3 separate regions of the Homo sapiens genome follow, and all the other regions are linked to region 2. A link is a loop called in an ENCODE intact Hi-C map of the cell type or tissue named here. Cell type or tissue: mammary epithelial cell. All regions are shown on one strand.

Region 1 (2,500 bases), 150 kb before region 2:
TTTATGTTAAGGTAAGCAAAAAAAAAAAAATCCAGGTGAAATTAGGTATAATATATTTGACAGCACAGGAGTAGATTGACGATGCTACCCACTCCCTAAATTAGCAATCTATTCTCTAAGTAAACAGCACTATTTCTTTTTTTTTTTTTTGGATTTATTTTTATTTATTTATTTATTTTTTATTATACTTTAAGTTTTAGGGTACATGTGCACATTGTGCAGGTTAGTTACATACGTATACATGTGCCATGCTGGTGTGCTGCACCCACTAACTCGTCATCTAGCATTAGGTATATCTCCCAATGCTATCCCTCCCCCCTCCCCCCACCCCACAACAGTCCCCAGAGTGTGATATTCCCCTTCCTGTGTCCATGTGATCTCATTGTTCAATTCCCACCTATGAGTGAGAATATGCGGTGTTTGGTTTTTTGTTCTTGCGATAGTTTACTGAGAATGATGATTTCCAATTTCATCCATGTCCCTACAAAGGACATGAATTCATCATTTTTTGTGGCTGCATAGTATTCCATGGTGTATATGTGCCACATTTTCTTAATCCAGTCTATCATTGTTGGACATTTGGGTTGGTTCCAAGTCTTTGCTATTGTGAGTAATGCCGCAATAAACATACATGTGCATGTGTCTTTATAGCAGCATGATTTATAGTCCTTTGGGTATATACCCAGTAATGGGATGGCTGGGTCAAATGGTATTTCTAGTTCTAGATCCCTGAGGAATCACCACACTGACTTCCACAATGGTTGAACTAGTTTACACTCCCACCAACAGTGTAAAAGTGTTCCTATTTCTCCACATCCTCTCCAACATCTGTTGTTTCCTGACTTTTTAATGATTGCCTTTCTAACTGGTGTGAGATGGTTTCTCATTGTTGTTTTGATTTGCATTTCTCTACTGACCAGTGATGATGAGCTTTTTTTTCGTATGTTTGTTGGCTGCATGAATGTCTTCTTTTGAGAAGTGTCTGTTCATATCCTTTGCCCACTTTTTGATAGGGTTGTTTTTTTCTTGTAAATTTGTTTGAGTTCATTGTAGATTCTGGATATTAGCCCTTAAAGTAAGTACATTTTTTGTCACTGGGTAATATAAAGAAAAATGTTATCTGTCATCAGATCACCTTGGGTCATTAGAGAATAAAGCAAGGACTTTCTCTCTACAAATTGCTGGTTTGCGTGTGTGTGTGTGTGTGTATGTATGTATGTGTGGGTCTGTATGTGTGTATATGTTGATTAAATATTAAAGGAATTAATCATTAGCAAAGTTGGGCTGCCAATTGTCCTCCATTAACTGAGAGTGAAAAAAAAAAAACGGTTGTCATACCTTTTTTCTTTCTTCTTCACTTGGAGAGATGGGCAGAAAAGCAGTGAGAAGGAAAAATTAGCATTTGGCAATAATCTAATGACTTCACATTGGGGAAACAGAGCTAAAGTCTTCATGAAATTCTATATTGCAGTAGTCCATTCTTGAGAGCAAACCCTCTGTTCTTATAGTAGCAGTACAAGCTATTGCCTCTTGATGGTGCCATGCATTAAAGAATTTGAGAGATGTATGTTCTGACTCTTCACATGGTTCAGCTTTCTCAGGCTAAACGCTGAAATATAGAAAGCAACTTGGACTAAAAAGAGGCCCTGTATGCCCCTGTGTCAGTTATAGAAGAAGTCTCATTCTTTTTTAAAATCATAAATAAATATATGAACACTTGTTTCTTAAATAAGAAATAAAGATCATAAATAAAATTTGTAGAAAGAAATATAAACTAAATAAAAACTGAAAATATATCAAGACCAACAAATATATAGGAGTGGAGGCCAGGCGTGTTGGCTCACGCCTGTAATCCCAGCACTCTGGGAGGCCAAGGCAGGTAGATCACCTGCGGTCAGGAGTTCGAGACCACCCTGACCAACATGGTGAAACCTCGTCTCTACTAAAAAAATACAAAATTAGCCAGGCGTGGTGGCACATGCCTGTAATCCCAGCTACTTCGGAGGCTGAAGCAGGAAAATCACTTGAACCCATGAGGTGAAGGTTGCAGTGAGCCGAGATCGAGCCATTGCAGTCTGGCGTGGGCAAAAGAGTGAAACTCAGTCAAAAAAAAAAAATCTATCTATCTATCCATCTATCTATCTATCTATCTATCTATTTATATGGAGATACATTAAGTGAAGGAGGACTATTGATTGTTTCTGGTAAAAGTGGTCCCCATATTTGTTGTCAAATTACTTAGTATATCTATATTTATTTATTATTCTTTTTTTGAGGAGAGTCTTGCTATGTTGTCCAGGCTGGAGTACAGTGGCATGATCTCGGCTCAGCCTGCTGAGTAGCTGGGATTACAGGTGCATGCCACAATGCCCAACTAATTTTTGTATTTTTAGTAGACACAGGGTTTTGCCATGTTGGCCAGGTTGTTCTCGAACTCCTGGCCTCAAGTGATTTGCTCCCCTTAGCCTCTGAAACTATTGGGATTACAGGCGTGAGCCAC
Region 2 (2,500 bases):
GACTCAAAGTTAGCAAATCCCTATTTATTGGATGTTTAGGCTGTTCCCAACTTTTGCTATAGATAATGTGACAGCAAAACTGCCACATTCTTTGTGAGTATCTCTGACTACTCCCTTAGGTGGTTTCCTAAAAGCATAATTACTTGGACAAATAGAAAAGTATCTATTCATGGCTCTTGGCACATATTACCAACTAGAACGTTGCTGTCAATTTGTATTTCCACGGTACTGGAGAGGGTTGTCATAGTGATGAACTTGACACAATGACTGGCTGTGTAGAATGAGGAAAGGTGGTGAGAGAGAGGGCACATCAAAGACAATAGTGCTCAGAGCAGCTTTTACTTATTGAATGCCTGCTATATACTGGGTACGTCACTAAACCCTTTGCCTCTAATATTTATACAGTCCTGTGTCGCTTAACAATGGAGATACTGTTGTACAAACATCATAGAGTGTGTGTACACATACGTAGCTGGAATGGCCTACTACACACCCAGGCTAGATGGTATAGCCTACTGCTCCTAAGCCACAAACCTGGACGGCATGTTACTGTACTGAACAGTGTAGGCAATTGTAACACAAATCACTAGATGATAAGAGTTGCTCAGCTCCATCATAATCTTATGGGACTACTGTCATATATGTGGTCTGTCATTGACCAAAATGTCATGTGGCATATGACTGTATACCAATTATTTCTAAAATTATCCCAAGGAGGTGGGTGTTTTGATTACCACTTTATAGGTGAAAAAGAAAAAGAAAAAAAAAATCCTGCCTAAACAGGTTTAGGCAACATGTTCTGTGTTGCACAGTGAATTTAAATTTCACAGCTTATATTGTTTCCACTACACTTCATAATTTCTAAGGGTTAAATTTTTTTGTTTTTAAATCTTGGGCAATTATGTAAGTGGTTTTCAAATTACATAGGAAGGGGAATACTAGAGAAAATGACTGGGGAGAAGAGAGTGAGTTTGCTTTTAGAAATGCTAGGTAAGGGCCAAGAAGGTAAATCGATTGAAACAGAGCTCTCCCTTGAGATCCAATTATGAAGTTTTAAAATGGCTGGGGCGCTTCCCTAGAGTTTGTTATGAAGGGGGCTGGTAGACCTGGCTGTGGGTACCACTCGCCCCCTAGTGGCTAATGTGAGAATGTGTCCTTAAGAATATGGTCGACGCTGGTGCACTGATAGAAAAGACGTTGGGTCAGACTACTGTACTATGAAAATGTACTTAAATGAGTTTGATTTGTTAACTGTGGGGAAAATTAACCTTTGCAGTGGGGAGAATACAGAAGTTAAGTTTGAGTTTAAAGAGAGCAATAAATGACTTTTCACTGATTTTTCACAGATAGCAGAATGAAAGTAAGTCACTCAAGATTGTTGCAGGAAGAATTTATTTGAATTCAAGAAATAATGCCGGGGTGTGGAGTTAGGAGCCTTTATTTTGAGGCTTGCATTTCTTCTTGCTGGCTGTCAGAGCTTGGGCCTACAACATTTAAGATACTGTAAAAGGAAGTCAAGTATGAAATACTTCAGATACCTCAACTATTCTTTTTCAGATAAACCTGGTTTATACAACATCTGCCTTCTCCAAATTTTATGAGCAGTCTGTTGTTGCAGATGTCAGGTAATGCATGTCCCTTGTTTTGAGATTTCTGTGTTCATTGTTCTAAAGTCCATTCAAGGCTATGAAAAGGCTGAGATTCCACCATTCCCAAGTAACTTCTTGGAAGTGGTTGGGGATTCATACTGTATTAGCACAACTAGCGACTCAACTCACTGCCCTTCTTTCTTGCTGTGTTTTTGCTCTTTATCCACCAAATCCCGACCTTCTCCCCATAGCTAGAATCCTGAACCCCTATAGCAGTGCTGCTGTGCAAAATGGCCATAAACTTGTCTATCATATTGGGTGGAGGGTGGAGGCAAAAATAAAGCACAGACCATGATTTCTTAATGTTCAGTGAAAAACTGGTCACTAGAGATCTTCTGAGAAAAAAGGGGATTCATGGTCAAATAATTTTTAGAAAAAATCGTGCACCATATATTATATCCCACCCCCACCCACTCCCAATATATCTGCAGAGATTCACAATCCACAATCCACTTTGACATATTAAAGCACTGAGAAGCCTTGGAGTATAGCAACTTGATTAGTTTCCTTAACCTTCCATTTCCCAAGTCATTTCCTGCAGAATGCCATGTTATGTTCCTTTCCTAAAACGTGGCAGTATTTATGTCATTAGGAGCTCAGGCTCTGGGGGCCGACTGGAAACCAAATTGGGCTTAATTACTGGATCTGCTACTAGCTATGTGACTTGGAGTTGTATTCGGCTTCAGTTTTCTCACCTATAAAACTGGAATAATAATGGGACCTTCTCATAAGATTAAATGGGATAAAGCAGATTTAGCACAGTCCCCGGACATGGCAGAGTATCAAACATTGTAATGGTTTTAATTTTTTTTCTTTTTTGAGACAGAGTCTCGCTCTGTCGCCCAGGCTGG
Region 3 (2,500 bases), 54 kb before region 2:
TCACGTTGTTTTAAGCTCCTTAAGAAATAGCATTGTGTGTGTATTCAGGTTTCTCATATTATTTCCTATCAGAGCTGAAATTACAAAGCTGGTCTTCCTTGAACTTATCTCCTGTTTCTGAATTTTGTTCACTTTCTTGGTGGTTTCTCATACATAGTTGCTCAATGTCTTCATGTTTTTCCCACCTTTGACATTTTGTGGATCTAAATGTGGACTCCTTGCTCCATCCTCTTAACTCAATAATACAGCGCTTCTTGGGTAGGAAATTATCTCAAAGACATAGCAGATTGAAAAGGAGTTGATTTTTGGGGGTTGGGGGTTTATTGTATTTTGTAATTATTGGTAAATGACAAAACCTGTGTACATTTGTTTTGGTTTTGTTTTTATTTGGGGGGGTTTTTAGGGTATCTCTGTTGCCCAGGCTGGAGTGCAGTGGTGCAGTCATTGCTTACTGCAGCCTTGACCCCTCAGACTCAAGAGATCCTCCCACCTCAGCCTCCTGAGTAGCTGGGACCACAAGTGCACACCACTATGCCTGGCTGATTTTTGTATTTTTTGTAGCGATGGGGTCTCGCCATGTTGCCCAGGCCGGTCTTGAACTCCTAGGCTCAAGAGATTCTCCTGCCTTGGACCCCCAAAGTGCTGAGATTAGAGACACAAGCCACTGTGCCTGGCCATGTACATTTCTCTGCGTGTGTGTGTGTTCACATCAGTCAGAGTGAGCATAGGGTAGATACTTTCTAATTGAGAAGATTTATAATCTGCAAATCAAGGCATTTTTTGCTAATACTTACTCAGATAAGCAGTTGTTAACAGAAGCATGTTGAGCCCTTGGTTAACTTAAAAGCATGTATAAGGAAAGAGCACCAACACTAAGACCGCTATCTCTTCTCCACATAAACAGCTAGCCCTAACAATGTCAACGGAGCAGATGTGGAGATTTTTACTATCTTTTATAACCCTGGGAATAGTAAGCCCAGCATTTCTCATTTCTTCTCTAAGAACTTGACCATCCTCTTTAACTGACTCTAATCATTATCACCTTCTTTGGACACTAGAGGGCCTCAGACATGATGCACAGCTGTTGGGAATGTAAGCTTCTGAACCACATTGCCTTGATAAGTTTTGTTGATGTAGAACTTAATATATTGTACATTTTCTTTGGGTAATGTCTTTGCTGTTTCTGAACTTTTTGTTCTTGAGGACTTGAGACATACAACATTTTATAAAGTTAACTTTGTTCTTCAGATGGACCATTTTCATTCAATTCAGTGGCAGGTAGCAGAGCTAGTTGGGGGCCAGGGATGCTTAAAATGAAACTATTATTAATTCAGTGTCGCCTTAATTAGCAAAGCCTCCACTTCAGCTAATAACCAGTGGGACTAAGTTCTATCTGCTGAAGTATTTACAAATTCAGAAACAATCCTGAGTAGCTTGAGGATAGCTAAATGTCATCTTTACTTTAAATATTTGGTTCATATGTTGTTTTAATACAGAGAATGCCATGATATTGATATAGATTTATATACATTTTATAGTTTTGTAGAATTTCATTAATTTTAAATCATTTGGAGACATATTTAGAAGTACAGTTTTTTTTTTACTGAATTATTAAGTCTTTTTGGAATTAAAAATACATTAAAGCCTAAGTACATATAGATTATATTATGTCATACATATTTTTTAAGTTCTTGTTTTCCTTTTTACATTTGCAATAAATTAACAATTTTAAACATGGGAAAATCATAGTATATTTGTTGAAACTTTAAATTTTTCAAATATGTGTAGCTTTTCTTTCCTTATTTTTTAAAATTTTTGATAAGATGTCCATTCCATTTTTCTAGAAATGCCCTTAATATTATATGATTGTAACAGTCTTGAAACTATTCATAGCTTGATTTTTGTTTTAGTTTTAAGCTGTGATCATCTTTCCAATAATCTATTATATATAAATAAACTTTTATGCTCAAAAGTGTTCATGACAATACCACAGTATGAGATGGTCAAACTAATTAAGTCAATTATGGTGGACTGCTGTGCAGCATTTAAAACCTTTTCATAGAATTTTTTAAACCCAGAAATATATGTACTAAATAAACAGCATAGAAAACTGTATATGAATGTGTAATATGTATGTATTTTACATATTACACAAAAACCAAAACACATATAGACAAATATTGGAAGGAAATAAGCCATATATTAATGGTTTTTCTCTCCATAAGATAGGATTATGGGTGATTTATTTCTTTAATTATTTTTATGTTTTCTATAATGACTGCATGTTACTCATTATACAAAATTCTAATTTTTTTAGAAAAATTAAGATAAATTATATAAAAAATAAGAGTTCTCAAAAAGTCAAAGGACATGTATATTTCATTTTAAGGGAATAAATATACAGATATTATTGTTTGGCTTTCAGGAAGTATGTGGAAGACTTCTTTGTCATCCAGAACAAAAATCAAATTTTTTCTCTTTTATAGGACTCTGGAAGGAA

Evidence for each region. A loop is a pair of places that touch in the nucleus more often than their neighbours do. Peaks named below come from ENCODE experiments on the same cell type or tissue, not always from the same donor. Only the 100,000 strongest peaks of a DNase experiment are listed, where the experiment ranks them.
Region 1: a loop joins it to region 2, with 12 times the contacts of the local background. A loop is called at or near these places in 2 of 110 quality-filtered maps.
Region 3: a loop joins it to region 2, with 15 times the contacts of the local background. A loop is called at or near these places in 47 of 110 quality-filtered maps.

What each region holds. Positions count from the first base shown.
Region 1 is chr3:111,893,742-111,896,241 of GRCh38, forward strand. The region is part of intron 2 of PHLDB2 (pleckstrin homology like domain family B member 2); the gene reads left to right. Among named protein-coding and RNA genes, the nearest start is that of PHLDB2, 36 kb to the left of the region's middle. In mammary epithelial cell, a CTCF peak has its summit at 1,527; no DNase peak of the experiment used is centred here.
Region 2 is chr3:112,042,698-112,045,197 of GRCh38, forward strand. It overlaps TMPRSS7 (transmembrane serine protease 7), which reads left to right. Exons shown (of 18, transcript NM_001395507.1): 4 at 1,558-1,625. Among named protein-coding and RNA genes, the nearest start is that of TMPRSS7, 9.2 kb to the left of the region's middle. In mammary epithelial cell, a CTCF peak has its summit at 1,135 (motif pointing left); a DNase peak (open chromatin) is centred at 1,124; H3K27ac peaks cover 250 bases.
Region 3 is chr3:111,988,214-111,990,713 of GRCh38, forward strand. The region is part of intron 4 of ABHD10 (abhydrolase domain containing 10, depalmitoylase); the gene reads left to right. Among named protein-coding and RNA genes, the nearest start is that of TAGLN3, 9.5 kb to the right of the region's middle. In mammary epithelial cell, a CTCF peak has its summit at 1,070 (motif pointing right); a DNase peak (open chromatin) is centred at 1,058.